2 separate regions of the Homo sapiens genome follow, and region 2 is linked to region 1. Evidence: read pairs that join two places in POLR2A ChIA-PET (ENCODE). Cell type or tissue: MCF 10A. All regions are shown on one strand.

What was found. ChIA-PET counts read pairs that join two places held together with the same protein. Peaks named below come from ENCODE experiments on the same cell type or tissue, not always from the same donor. Only the 100,000 strongest peaks of a DNase experiment are listed, where the experiment ranks them.
Region 2: POLR2A ChIA-PET joins it to region 1 with 25 read pairs; 6 of 35 experiments call an interaction of 5 or more read pairs at or near these places.

What each region holds. Positions count from the first base shown.
Region 1 is chr5:107,452,951-107,460,950 of GRCh38, forward strand. All of the region lies in intron 1 of EFNA5 (ephrin A5), which reads right to left. Among named protein-coding and RNA genes, the nearest start is that of EFNA5, 210 kb to the right of the region's middle. In MCF 10A, no CTCF peak of the experiment used is centred here; DNase peaks (open chromatin) are centred at 3,531 and 3,651.
Region 2 is chr5:107,383,900-107,391,899 of GRCh38, forward strand. It overlaps EFNA5 (ephrin A5), which reads right to left. Exons shown (of 5, transcript NM_001962.3): 3 at 3,807-3,872; 4 at 3,336-3,416. Among named protein-coding and RNA genes, the nearest start is that of EFNA5, 280 kb to the right of the region's middle. In MCF 10A, no CTCF peak of the experiment used is centred here; DNase peaks (open chromatin) are centred at 4,452 and 5,382.

The DNA of each region.
Region 1 (8,000 bases):
TGGCCTGATTTCTTTCTTTCTTCTTTTTAAAAAAGCTTATATGAATGTTGTATCCATATAAGAATAATAAGCCCTGCATTGTTTTAAATAAATCTCTATTTGATCTTCTGGCTTCTTTCTAAAGACACTTTACTTCTCAATAACAATACACTATTTAACTGGATATTGAAATACATAAACATATATTTTATTACAAAACCCTAGAACATAGTCACATTCTAGATGGAGTTCTAAAACTGACAGAATGTTCAGATAGAAAGATGTGAAGGCTATTTAGACATATTAGATATTAAAAGAATTGATAAAAATCATTGCTTTTTTATTTAAAAACTTCCTATAGTTGGTAAAGTCAGACAATGACCACCAGAATAATATAATAAATAAATCTTATATTCAGAACAAAATTTATTTCATCTGAAAAATATAAAAATGTATTATTACCAACTGGGTCTTATGTATGTCATTCTGATTTAAGTATAGCTTAAAATATGCTGAGCCTATTATATATGGGACTCTTTCTTATGCACTCTATGTATATTCATTTTACATGGGAATTAAACTCTATAAATTGAGTTCTACAAGTGCATAAGTACAGAAACAAATAGAAACCTATTTATAGGTAATTGATTTCATGATTTTTGGAGTTGACTAGGTGATTTTTAAGTGGCACTAGCAATGAGGTCTGCCAAGTTTCTACTTTTGAACATTTCTATACCTTGTGGTCTCAATTTAAAATACATGAGAAATCACAAATTCAAGCAATGCCAGAGATGAAAGGAAGACCTTAGCAGCAGCAGGTGGAGCGGAGGAGGTATTATTGAAATACTTGTTGATATGATTCAAGAGTGCTCAAGGCCATCTGATGCTAAGGGCCACAAGCAAAATCAGCAGAGGCCTAACCTGACTAATTGTCTCCCCTGATTGTGACGGTTTTGATTAGAAGAATAATCAGCTCTCAGCAGCCTGTAGGCAAAAATGCAAACTGAAGGAGTGTGAGTGTGTGTGTGTGTGTGTGTATGTGTGTGTGTGACAGATGCATAGCAGAATGAATGCCAGATCAATATTAACCCACTCTTAAAACATTAAAGGGGTTCCAATATGAACAAAAGCCAATAATTCCCTTCATAGCTAACTAGCATGAACGTTTTTCCTTCTGTCACTTTATAATTGCTTTTATACAATCTAAAGGAAATGCTGATATTCAGGCTTTCCAAAAGTCCAAATGCATTCATATTTTGTCACTGAAAATTGAAGTCATACAATTCTACAAGTCATTTTTGAGTAGTTACTTTAAAATACTTTATATTAAACTCAACAAGACATCGTTTTAAGATAAATTAGTAACATTTTTTCTTAAAGCTTTTGCTACTATTTCATCAATATGTTAATGAAAATGTATAAAAATTATACCTTTGTTTTTAAAATTAAGATTAAGAATATATATTTAATCATCCAAAGGACTACATTAAAATCAGCTGTAATCATCATTTGAAGCTTTACTTTGTGATTGTCTGCTTCTTTTTTCAGATGACCAGTCTCTCAGTTTTGTGCAAAGTATCTTAAACTTAGACTAAATGGTAATTTACTTCAATTATTATTCCTACATTAGAAAATTTTAAATCTCAAGATTTAGAAATTTAAACTTCCTGAAGTTATTAAGCTCTTAAAGGTGAAAGTTTGGGGAAATTTTATAATATGCAAATACTAACATTTTTTAGTGCCCATAAAAAAGCTAAGGTCATTTGGTTCCTGTGAGAATGTAAAATGTATACTTTATTTGCTTACAAATGTATCACATTTAGTATATTTAGATATAGGCAGGGAGGGAATGAGGAAGAATACATTTCAGAAAAAAATGTATAAATCTTTTGTAAATTGTATTTTTACTTAAACTTTCTTTCCACTGTGGCTATGAGAGAATGAGAGGGAACAAGAGCAAGAGCAAGTAGAGAGGGAAGGAAGCTTTTAGGTCTGAAGAGTTGAAACTGGGTTATTTTAAGCTCCATTCCATGAACAGAGGTGGTTTTATCTTCAGCTAAGTGTTTAAAGGCATGTGATAACACTAAATGCAGATTTCCATCTACCTGCTGGACTCAACAAAATCTCAAACCCTCAACTGGTGCCTCCAAATGTAACTGTCAGTCAGCTGATGTCAAAACCTAACGTCTTTTCCATGGCCTTACACATCTGGTCCCTGTCAGTGTCAACGAGGTTTGTTGGATGTGGTGTCATGGCAGGCAAATGATTTATATACACAGACCCAAAGATCTCAGAGCTCCTTCAGAGGATGCATTTCATCTGGTGTACTTGCCATCAACAAATGATTGACTGAAATTAAACAAAACCTTACATCCTGAAACGTGAGCATTCTCTACTCCCCCTCTTCACTCGGATCATGAATATATTTAGTTAGCCAGGGAGTTCACAAAAGACCCATGTCAACAGTCTATTAGTGAGATAGAAAAAAATGCACATTAAACACCTCCATGCTTTAGCCTCTGACCTCCTTAAGCTGGCACATTTTTAAAATTCTTTGTGGGATAAGGAATTACTAACCAGCCACACTGGAAACTCAAGAGTAGCTGGTGATCAAGTCCACCCAGCATTTTCCTTTGCAAATCTTCAGTTGAGGGAAGAAGACCTTCAGAAGTGAGTGTTGCCTTTATCAAATAAATTACCTAAAATACTGCACCAGATTAGAACAACAGCAAAAAATTCCTCATTCTTGTCTTTAACCTCTCTTATTTCATCTCCTTAGGACAATGCACAGACATGAGGCACCCAGAATGTCTCTTTCTTTGCTCTTAAAGTTTATTGTTGCAACCTGGTTATGGATAATTCTTTCCACTTTACTCAGTGTGAATTATTCTTTTTCACAAGCCTCATAATGAACTATAAAACTAACACTTTGGTCCAGTTAGCATTAGCATATGTTGAGAACAACTTTAATGCACAGCTGCCCTGACTGGGTGCAGCCAAACTTCTGATTTTGAGTGCTTCCTGCAGGAAAATGCCATCCACTACCTAGAAATGCTTCATACTCTGCTGTTGTTTGATTAACAGTTTTAGCTTTGACAGACATTAATACAATGTTAAAGATATTAATTGTCTCTTAACTTAGAACTCTTAATTGAAAAAGAATTAGGAACCTGGTGAATGGTTACAGGTCCATATTCCACATGGAGAGGGCTAATTAAGAGCTCTGGGGTGATGGGGTGGTGGCTTAGCTCCTAAAAGGAGGTGTCCATATATATCAATCTAAAGTTAATTTAACCTAAGCTAACTAGGGTGTGATTTATATTTTTATCCCAGAGCTCTAGGCCATTTCCCACAGCTCTCTCTTTTAACATGCTGAAACTTGCTTAAGCACTGAAGGAAGAAAAAAAGTAAGTAATGATTGTTTAGGTAATGTTAGGGTGGTGCAGATCAGCTCTTGAAGAAGCCAGCTGTTCATGCACTGTCATCTATCCATGCAGGCTTGTTCAAACATGCAAAGCAAGTGGGCTACAGTGCTTTCCATCTATCTAGGTAAAGGTGTAAAAAGTGGCATGTGTAGAAGCCAGCAAACAGCAGCAAAATCTTTTCAGATCTTGCTAAGCCTCTAGAGAGCTGAAAAACATTCCCTTTTAAGAGAGATGTTTTGAAACCAAGTGCTGTTGCAACTGTGCCAGTGGTTGGGGCATGTCTCTACACTAGTTGAACAAACCACACTTGTCCCAGCAAATCATCTGGCTTTGCTGCTGCTTTAGATGGGGCTGATCTATACCCTTTTGCATCTCTAATGCTCACCTCCTGTCCAGATGAGCTCTCTGGTCTAGCTTGCCCCCTTGTTCAATATGGCCATAGAAGAAATTTGGGGAAGGAAATCTGATGTTTGGGGTCTGTAAGCCCATTTCCTTTATAAATGCTATGCTACTTATCTAGTCAAAATGCATCCCAAGAATCTGCACAACCCTGAATGTTCATTCTGACCCTTAGCACAGTTGTTCTGCTAGTGTACACTGCTTCCCTTCACGCTTACTGTTGTGTTCTTAGTGGGGAGGAGTCTCTTCTTGCAGGTCAAACTCTGTACCTCTTTCCTCTTTGCCCAAGATTAGCTGGGCCCACAGGGTCACAGGCCCTCCAGTCAACCTACCAATGAACAGCCTCAGTGGCCCACTTAACTCTAATTGAAAGGCCCCTTTTGTCATTTTTAACAGATGTAAAGTGTGTGAATTTAAAATTCCAAATGCTGTTAATATACAACTCGCACAATGTTTTTTGCTTTAACATTCATTGCTGACCTGTTATGATCTAAAGTTCTCCAAAAGAAAGTTCGTGTTAATACTGCACTCCATAGAGGTGGTAGGAATAGTCTCTAGCCTGATGAAGGCACTCTAGATCCTTGACTCAGCCTCTGAAGGTCTAGGACCTCCCACAGTACCAATATCCATGAATGCTTAAGTCCCTGATATAAAAAGGCATCGCATTTGCATATAACCTATGCACATTCTCCTGTATGCTTTAAATCATCTCTAGATTTCTTATGATACCTAATACAATGTAAAAATATGTAAATCATTGTTATACTGTATTGTTTAGAGAATAATGGCAAGAAAAAAGTCTGTACATGCTCAGTACAGACACTTTTTATTTCAAATATTTTCAATCCAAGGTTGGTTGAGTCCATGGATGTGGCACCCATGTATAAGGAGGGCCGACTGTATTTACTTTACCATGTTATTTGAATAAGTTACCTAGTTTAAAAAAATAGCTAATAATAAGGAAAAGTGTGAGCAGGAGAGAGAATATGGGAATGCTCTGTACTATCTGCTCAATTTCTATAAACACACAATTGTTCTACTAATTTAAAACAAAACAGCAACAACAAAAACATAGTGATCCTCTGAATTGCTTCACATAGGAGCAGCAACTATGTTCACTTCACATATGTTAATTCGTTTGCTCCTTAAAACAACTCTAAGAAGTGGGTGTTGTTATTTTCATTTTGCAGATGTAGTAACAGACAAAGAGAGATTTTAGAACGTGTTCAAGGTTTCTATAGTGGCACCAAGATTCAAGTCCCCTTATCTCCTCTTCCAAATCCCATGCTGTTCCCTCTAAACCACACTATTTTCTACTATACGTTGATCATATCATATTTATTGTTGGGCTTGGCTACCAGTCAGAGCTAAATGTAATGCTCAATGAGAGTAAGATACTACTTTTGATATATTTGTTTTCTCTGACCTCTTTACAGTTTTTACAGTTGTTATAATTATTTGAACAGTTTCATCTGATATGCCTTTAATCAGTCATTCAAACACCTTCCCTGAGCTTTAACTATGTGCTATGTATCACCTTGGACTGTGGGGTACAAGGATGAATAGAAAATAATTCCTTTCCTCAAAGATTTCGGCCTGGTCAGGGGGACAGACCCATAAACTTGTAATTACATTTTGAGATGTAAAGGTGGGATCCCAAATATAGCCTTGGAGATAAGAAAAGGCTTACCCGAGTCAAAGTTTGAGCAGGAGTTATCTACAATTGGCAGAGGCACTCTAGATAGGATGGGCAGCATGAGGAAACCAAAAGGTACAAAGGTGAGAAACAAGGTGCCTGGAACCTGGAGTGCTAAAGCCTTTTTGGAAGTCGTGAGACAATAAACTGCAGTTATAAACTAGTACATCATTATAAAAAAAAATTGTGATACAGAAAACAGAGTGCTGAAAACCTCCGTATGGGTATCCTCAATTATTTGCTTAAATCGTAAGGGAAACTATGCATTGAACCGCTGTCTATCTCACAACACCATTTAAAACAATTGTTACAGTAACCAAATCACTTCAGTGGTTTTTAAGAAGTATTTTCTTATTGTGTGCAAGAGAAACTTTAATCATCCATTGTACATCAGGGGAAGAGACAGAATAATTTTAGTCTTTTTTTATTGAAAACTTCAGGATATTGCTGATATTTTAATAAAAGCAGTCTAGATCTTTTTTGTTTGTTGATTCTCTATAAAGGATTTCTAGGCACAAATTTTGATTTTTGTACCTTGACACCAAAATATACTTTTCCATAAACGTATACCTGACAATTCTTTGTTCTTTAACTTAAGGAGCATTTCTTCCTTCAAATTTACGTTTAAATTAACTGTTTTATTTTAGGACCTCAAAATATCAATTGGAGGCTACTGGCTCACGCCTGTAATCCCAGCACTTTGAGAGGCTGAGGCAGGTGGATCACCTGAGGTCTGAAGTTTGAGACCAGCCTGGCCAACATGGCAAAACCCCATCTCTACCAAAAATACAAAAAATTAGGTGGAGGAATTGGGAATAGCTTGAACCTGGGAGGTGGAGGTTGCAGTGAGTTGAGATCACGTCACCACACTCCAGCCTGGGTGACAGAGCAAGACTCCATCTCAAAAAAAATCAATTGGAACACATGAAAAAAAAAAAAAAGAAATGTAGAACAACAAAGCAGAACAAAGGCTAGAACTACAGAAAAATAGATGGTTAAAGTGAAGTGGGCCTGAAGATCATTTATCCTATGTTCATGTTTTATAGTTGAGTAACTGACACCCAGAAAGGTGAAGTCACTTGGCTAACATTGCCAAGTTCATTAACGGCAAAGCTCAGAGTAGAGTGAATTCCTGAATTCCAGGACAGTGCTGCAAAAATTATCTCCTGGAGTTCTGTAAATGTAAAAAAAATTGAAGACCCTGTGAGAGTTGAGAGTTTCTTCCTCTGCTCCACAGGAGTGGAAGGAAAGTGGTCAGAATTGAGTTGTCACGCAATGGCACAGCAGAAGAAAATTCCTAGCTTCAAGCAATGATTGGTGAGTTCACACTGTCTCAGTGGGGCAGCACCACCTGGAATCTCATATGAGGAAACATCAGATGATAAGGGCAGCTTGACTGGAGTCAGCTTTAATAGCCTTAACTTTGTCTCCAGTTGCCAACAAACAGCAGGGTCAGCTAGACAGCAGCAGCTACAGGTGGCCATCACCACTTCATCTCTCTTCCACTCTGCACGCCTCAAACGCTTAGCCTTAGGAACTGTTTAACCACTGCAGAGGTAACATTTTTAGGGCAATTTTGGCTTTTCTGGTTTAAAATCAGGAAAGGCTACTGTGTTATACAGAAGATGACTGTAGCCAATAAGGAATTCCATGCAGGAATGGCCTACTCTGCTAATCAAGAGGTAGGGACCTTTTCTGTGCCCTCATTTAACAATCTGTATTGGAATAAAAGCAGAACATATGTAAAGGCTTGGAAAGTATCTCCTTTTTGATTTTGCTGATGCCATCCTCATATTGATGAGACGAGAATTTTTTTTTAAGACACTAAAAATGAATTTAAGACATGGATCTAGCACCATGGAGCAAAGGATTATCGGCCCTAACCATTTCTGCTCCATGTCTTCTATTATTGCCTGCTGACTATTTCTGCTCATAAGGGACCATGAACTATCCATGAGTGCAAAATGGATACAGCACAAATTGATTCAGTAACATCACACAGACACGTATGAATAATGAGGCTCAGTTGCAGTCTGTCACACAGCAAGCATATCAGTGTAGCTGATTTATCGAAAACTTGAGTGAGTAAAGCCTCTTTCTTAAGGAAGGTATCAGCTGTTTCTTCACTTTTTTGGTAAAAAATAAATTTGAGCAAACTAAGATCTTTTGTAATTTAAAATGTGAGAAAAAAAAACCCTGAAAGTAGCTTTCACTATAACTGACCTACTTCTGATATCTTAACCAAAAAACAGAAGAGAGGGAGAAGACAAATGGTACCAACGTTACCATAAACCTTAAAGGTTCATCAGAGATGCTAATCAATTTCAAATTCCCTAAGGAAAGCTGTGTCTTTGCATGGGCATCTATGACTGCTAGAGGAATATGCCTATGTCATTAAAACAAGGGAAAATAAGCTTGTTATTAGCACCCCTCCCCTTTAGAAGAATATCCTAGGATATTCAATGAGAAAAACAAAAGGACACGGTATTCATTCCACATCT
Region 2 (8,000 bases), 69 kb before region 1:
TTTGGAATTAACCTTTTATAAGCACCCAACGAATATATATCTTCCTGCCCCCCAAAAGGAAATCAGTCCCATTAGGGCATCAGGATCCTTCTCTTCTTCCTGCAACATGCTGTTCCTCATTCAGGATTCCACAAAGCATCCTTTGATTAAAACAGGTTCTCAATGTTGGAAGATTCTACAGCCCCCAAATGTGAAATGAGAAACTGGCTGTCATTTGGGTAAATCTGAGCAATTTCAGAATTCTAAGGAGGAATTCATAGGTAAAATCTATCCCAATGGAAACTACACCTAAACATGAGAGAATTTCTAACGCTTGTAACACAGGCTTGGAAGAAGAAAGAAAACGTTCCTCTTCAGAAGTCAAATCAAGTTTTGCCTCCTGGCTACAGGATTCCACAACATGGGGGTTTCAATGGTTAACGGAGAGAACACTAGCGATATTTTGGAGCATGTTATGTGGCATATGTCTGCCCTGAGATCATCCTGCATCCCTGATGATAGGAAACTGGCAGGCAGAGTGTGCAAGCAAACAAAAAAGACAAATACATTCCAAAGACAGGTGAATTAGTACACATCGCTGAGATCATGCAGTGGAATCCTTTCAGACTTGCTGGGTTCATAAAGACTGGGTCTACACCCAGAGCTGGGGAAAGGTAAATACCCTTTCACTCAGTGGCTCGACACAGTGGTGAAGAACTGCAAATCCAACTAGACTTTCTCTCTCTTCTTAGAGACAGAATCTTGCTCTGTCACCCAGGATGGAGCACAGTGGCGTGATCATAGCTCACTGTAGCCTCGAACTCCTGGGCTTAAGCAATCCTCCCACTTCAGTCTCCCAAGTAACTGAGACTAAAGGCACACACACCACATTTTTTTTTTTTTTTTTTTTTTTTTGGTAAAGACAAGGTTTCACAGTGTTGTCCAGGTTGGTCTCAAACTCTTAGCCTCAAGCAATCCACCCATCTCAGCCTCTCAAATTGCTGGGATTATAGGTGTGAGGCACAGTGCCTCACACCTGTAAGAAACACATTTCTTATTGTTTTCTTATTGCCAGGAATTGTGGTTCAACCTTGTCTCACTTTGTTAGTGAAGATACTCACCAGCAAGCCCTTAAAATATAGCTCTGACTGACTCAAGGAGCTTTTCCTGCATGTACACCTACGCTCTACTCCCCAGCACACGTATGCACACACTGAACTACATTCTGCCAAACTTTTGCAAACTTCCAGCAGTTATATGTCCATCAATTTTGGGCCATTGTGCATTTTAAATGCTTAGTGAAAAAAAACCTTGTTTCCCCAAAGACAGTGGTATATGTTCATGTATGAAAGCATCTCAATATCTTGCATTGTATCGTTAGTGGAATTCAAAGGTAATTTTCCTAATGGCAGAATAGTCCTCCATGTGCCTCTTCATTACCAGAGAAAAATATGCAATCTGTTAGGTGTCTAAGCAGCCTCCTATGCTATAGACAGGCAGTGGAGATTCCCTGGAAAAAAAACCATGGGAAAGATATGCCTACATTCTGCACAATGTGTATCAAGAGATCATAATCCTGGGTAATTTTTGTTTAGAACATGCTGGTCATTCTTCTCGTGGCTTCTTAACAAAGACAAGAGACTTAAGTCCTCTTTATGAACATACCTCTAATAATGGTAAGAGACCACTACTTTGATACTAATGTTGGAATAGGAGTCAGAAGATCTGAGTATTAAACCTGGATCTACCTAATCAGCAATGTGGCATGGGTGAGTCTCCTCAGCCATAGAAGGAAGAGTGTAGAGTCTGGGGTTGTTAAGGGAGATACTGAGTAACTTGCAGATCCTCTGGTGGCCCAAGTCCCTGAGCTTGTGAGGACTCTGGTACCTTAAGAAGCCAAAGTCATGGCTCCAGATTTCCAGGACACAATTAAAATGCCTTCATGTCAGCATTCATTCCTTAAAACTTTCTAAAGCAGCTAACTGATCCCTGGGGAGCCACTAAGACCTCGGAGAGCTCATTGTACACACCTCTCATTTGCGCTCTGGGTGAGATGCCTGCCTTAGAAAACAAGAATGCTTCAGGGAAAAAACTCTAACTCTTCCTGTCAGTTTTAACAGGAAAGCTATTGTATGTCCTGAGGCACAGCATTTACTCAGGGTAAGTTTCCCTAAGGTTCATTGACTATGCAGTCCTGGTTACAATATTGGAGGAAAAAGTGGACCTTAATGTCCGTTAGTTTCTAGGACCATAAGGAAGAGAAATTCTACAAAAAAAAAAAAAAAAAAAAAAATTCTCCATTTACATAAGGGGGCTCAAATCTCTCCATGAAGAGGAAATAATTTTATTTCCCTTAAGCTTTGAGATGATCAAGGGAGATGGGTAAGGAAACCAGTGAAGATCTGGAGCAGGTCGGGGAGAAGAGGACACCACAGAGGAAGGAAACACACAGGGCCTCCAGGCACACCCCTCCATAAGCAGTTGGTAGAGGGCGACCACTCCTCTCAGTTAATCTAGTTTTATTAAATGGCCAGACTGAATTGATAACCGAATGGATATTTACAGGTTCTTATTATCCATAGTATGCGACAGACTAATGCCTCAACGAGTGCTTTGGTAGGTTTTATTTTTCTTTAGTTATGGGAAACATTAGGAGTGTGGAAGTCAATCGTAGAAAAGTTTTATTTATCCTTAAAACTTATTTTGCCTCGGTAATCAAGGATCACATTTGGCTCAACAGGCTACTGGTACATTTGTGGCACAAGAGATGTGCGAATTTGTGGTGGCAATGTGATTATACTTCTCCAGACCAATTACTATTGACAATAGCAAAAATATTTAAATAAAATAAAGTTCCTTAGGTCAGTTCAATGATGCATGTAAATTTCTAGAGAAAACTAAGTATGTTGAATTAGTTTCTATTTTGTGCAATAGTCTTATTACTTTTATCTACAGATTTGGACATAAAAAATAAAATTTTATGAACATATACATAGAAATGTTTTGTGTCTTACATGAAAACAGATCCTTTAATATTCACAGTGATTCACCAGCATGCTCTGAGGATATGGTAAAAGGCAGTGAGATTTTAGCATTCCGATGGGGCTTCTATATTAGGATACTGCATTAGCTCAAACCCATTCCAAAAAAGAAAATTTTATTTTACCTAACATGCATTGCACAAAGATACTGGAGGAATGAGGTAGAATATAAGTCATATTAGCATCGCTAGCAATGAGCAAAAGCAGAACAACAACTATAACATGCAAACATGCAGAGAAGAAGAAAGGAAAAAAATACGGAAGCACCAGAGAAATAGATGCATTTGTTAAAAGAGATTCTCTAAGCATACTAACCTGCTGGTTCTAATGAATTTTCTACTTTGTCGTTAACATCGAAAACACGATCATGAACACCTATAGTTTTCATACAGCTATCTATAACAAAAATAGAGATAACAGCCAAATATGTTAGTGAAGACACCCTTAAACTCCCATTTCTTTCTTTTTTCTTTCTCTCCTTTTTTTCTTTTTTTATGTAGATTGTCTTACAATCAATGGCATGTTCCAAATGCCAATATTGTTCCCATTTGCTCTGCATGTACAACAGTCTAAGAAACAACAAGTTAGCAACTGCTGTGTACTTAAGTAAAAGCATCATGAAGAATGAGAAAAAATATGATGAAAACTAAAATATGAATGTTGATATACAAAACAGATACCACACAAGATTTAACAGTAAAAAAAAGTTTTACCGCCGTGAACCAGACCACACAATAAAGCATGCGCGGTGAAGCCACCCTCTGAAGCTCATTCTAGTGAACTTACTTGTTGGTCTCACAAAGACTTTGAGCTTTAGACAGGACCTTCTTCCATTATCTGGGATTGCAGAGGCTGTGGGTAACACAGAGAGAGAGCAGGAAAGAAAGAAGAGAACAACAACATATTACTCTTCATTTTCACATACAAATGATGAACAATAAATTCTTTCCTGACTTGAACAACAGGAACTTTCTCTAATTCCTCCTCCAAATTAAAACAAACAGTACTTTTCAGGTCTCACTGCTATAGAAAGGCTACTTTCATATCCTGAGTTTCTCTTTTCAATACAATAAAAGAATCATGCAAGAATGTGAGTAATCTGTGAAGAAATACTTTGGATTTTTATTTCAAAGTCTCTTCCATTTAACTTGATCTGTTATCAATTTTCTCTAAATCGAGAGGATAATGTGTGAGCCCTCCAGCTTTCACAGAGCCGCTCCTCCTCTGCTGCAGGAAAAGGGGCCCAACAGAGGCCCAAGGTGAAAGTGCCGGCAAAAACCAATAACAGAGAGTTACAAGGCAGACTTAAACGTGACCTATTTCTGCTGGGGAAAGCAGAGCTTTGTCTGTACTGAAAGCTTGTCTGTCAGTGCTTTTGCAGGTAATTCAATTAGAGGTTTTACTCAGAACTTGGCTCTGCATTCTATATGACTAACCCAAGCCCGGTAACTTCCATCATGCTATTATAAGTACAATATGCTATTGAGAAAGTACTATGTTGCAACGGTACATGTATTTTTTTTTTCAATTTGCCACAGAGAAGGATGGAATTAATAAAGTGGGCTTACCAAAACATGACAGCATGTTTCAAGTTATAAATCACTTGAGGAAGAAACTTTCTTCTCCTTTTCAAGATAATAAGACTGTAAACTTTCCCTATGGTTGAAAGATTATCTCCCCTGTGTACACACAGCAAAATGTCAAAGGAATTTCCAAGGGCAGTAAGGCCCTTAACAACCACATGTATTTACTAATGCATCCTAGAAATGACAAAAATTACAGAAACGAGCGTCGCATACTTTCCTCCCTATGTGTTTGCTTCAAGTGGTTTCTTTGTTCAGAAAAAGCAGATGACATCAATCAAATCACACATGGCTTACAATTAGTTTGGCAATACCCAAAGTGACAAAGAGGGATCGGCATTTGGTGTGTCTTCTCTCTCCTTTATTTTTATTTTTAAATTATTCCTCATGGGGAGCTGAGAACACAAAAATGCTTCTTTTGCAGGTGAGAGGATTCAATATACAAACTTCCAAACAAATTTTACACAGTCTCCTTATGTAATTCTAGATCCAAGTAACCCTCCTGGAGGAGAACTTCTAAATTCACCAACTAAATAATGTCAAGTAGTATAGGGTCCCCAGTGTCCCTATTCAACACCTGTTGAAAACTACTTTAATTTTAAAACAAAAGTGTAGAGAAAAAGTGTTTTTGGTCCTCCCTATCTCCCCTGGTTGCTCTGACAAGCAGTTAAGAAGTGCTAACAGCTGGCTTTGCTGTAGGCTTTCATTAAATCATAGCCAGAAAAACTCCCTCTACTGACATTTACAGTAACTAGTGTGTTATTTAGGGCACAATATTTGCACTCTGCGGTTTGATCCAGGAAATGGTGTCCTTCCTGTGGACCTCAACTGCAAATGTGCATGTCACAAATACAGTACACATAGGTGACTCCAATTCATTAGGAAAACCACGGGTTCCTGAGGGAGTATATGTCTTATTCATGAGAGTTAGTGTGAAAAAAGTGACACATGGATGTTCACACTGCTGTTCAATGAATTTCTGAGCTGAGATGAACTCACTTCAAGCCTTGTGAACTTGATTTGCTACATGCACATAACTGACTTTACAGATGATACTGCTAGATAAACAGGCTGAAGACAGAATCAAATGCTTAATTGGTTTAGCGAGGAGCTTCTTGGATTTAGTACAGGTCTTTCAGATTTTTCTTTAGGAGAAATAAATCCAGGACATGAAAATTATTGTAGGGCACATGGCAATAACTAAACAGCAAACGATACGCCTCCAGGAAAAAACTGGAGAGTTCTCTCCATGAGCTCTCAAGGAGGGACACAGTCTTAGCTACTGGATGTGCTCCATACTTCTGTGAATTAAAAATATGAAATACATTTGTATTTAAATGACACATAAAATAAAAACCTCTCTTCCCTAACAACCTGCCCCACTACTTCCTCATTTTCTGTCACCAGGAAATGTGACTGATGCCTTGTGATACTGTGACTATTATACTCTAATCCTTAGAAAAATTTGTGAACAAAGAATATTAGCACACAATGTGATATGTGAGTACACAACACAGATTGCATGCCATGGATTCACTCGATCATCACTGCATCACTGGCCTGAGCTCAAGGAGTAAACTCCTAACCCTTACAGCCAACCTGAGAAGTGTGCCTTACTAGGTCAGTATAACTTGGGTTTCTTATTTAACACCTTGAAAAACAAACAAACAAAAAAATCCAAAAAGATGAAAACGTTTTCCATGTAGTAGCAAAACTCCATTTTTTAAATGTAACGTTTAATAAAGTTAAAGTGTGGCTTTCCTCTATGTTATGCTCAAGGTTCTGTCACCCCACACTTCTTGGCTGACAAATGTAGGATGCCTTTATACCAACTAAAAAATACAGATAATTAATTATTAGTACTATTTGAAGACATAAGGTAATATAAAAGTGCATTACTAATCACAAGTAAACAAAAGGCAGAGGACTGAGCACTAAAAACAAAACATAACAGAGGAATTGAAACATGTAACATTCCCACTAATAAACTTATAAAGAAAATCTCAGGATCAATTTATGAGCAATAGATAGAGCTGAGGATGGAAATGAGGGAGTAAAATCTTAAAACATGCCTCGTTTTTGTCAGGAGGTAGGTAGTATTAATCCTTATGGCTCTAGAGATACATCACTTTGTCATGGCCAACTTTATCTTAGTTAAAAGTAAATATGTAAGTATTTTATACATAAATTATATACATAAATATATATAAATTTATATACATAAATTATATTCACTATATATAACTTCTTGTGCTGCTTTCCTTAGAAAATGAATAGTCGATGTTGAAAGTTGATAACGAATAATTATAAAAATCCATTACATATTACTGCAGCTTCATCTATCATTTCAAATGCTTTTAAAATGCCTACTATGGGTTGGGTGCAGTGGCTCATGCCTGCAATCCCAACACTGTGGGAGGCCAAGCCGGATGGATCACTTAAGGCCAGGAGTTCGAGACCAGCCTGGCCAACTTGGCAAAACCCTGTCTCTACGAAAAATGCAAAAATTAGCTGGGCATGGTGGCACACACTTGTAATCCCAGCTACTCGGGAGGCTAATGCATGAGAATTGCTTGAGCCCAGGAGGCAGAGGTTGCAGTGAGCCGAGACTGAGCTACTGTACTCCAGCTTAGCAACAGAGCTAGACTCTGTATCAAAAATAAATAAATAAAATAAAATGCCTACTATGCATCAGCTTCTTTATTAGGTGCTGTGCATGCGAAGATATATAAGATTTCAAACTGTCCCTGCCCTTGTGTTGTGGTTCTTCAAGCTGGGACATAAATATGAACCACAGTTTAGCGTACCTGGAGGGATCCATGTGACAACTGAGGTTTACATGAAGAGCCAGCACAGCTCTGGGCAGGGAGCAAGAGTGTGTCCCAGACATGTTTATCAGAGGCTTCACAGGTCCTCCAGAAGCTAACCAGCAGCAACTGGGACAGAAGACATTTTATCCCTAAATTTCCAAACCAGAGCTTTGGCAACCAAAAAGAGGCAGTGACTTGCAAACAGGTGAAAAAAAAATCTAGATCTGAAATCTTCCTCTAAAGACACATGGATTTTCTAATAGAATTTTTCAACTAAAATGAGAAATGTCTTAAAACAGTTGTCACATCATCCAAATTCACACCCATTTACTCAGTTTACTGCTTAAAGTGTAAGTTGGAGTCAGGAAGTTGGGAGTAGGGATATGGGGACAATTAAAACAAGCACAATGTCCCATTCCATTATCTTAATAGCAACTTTATAAATCAATCCATAGAGTCCCTTCCCCTGAATGAGCTGCAACGTACCAATCAAAACCTTTTAACACATAATGAAATACAAGCTGGAGACTCTCTGGTTCTCTGTGTTTCGAGTACTCTGCTAATAAGGCCATGAGGGCCCCTTACTT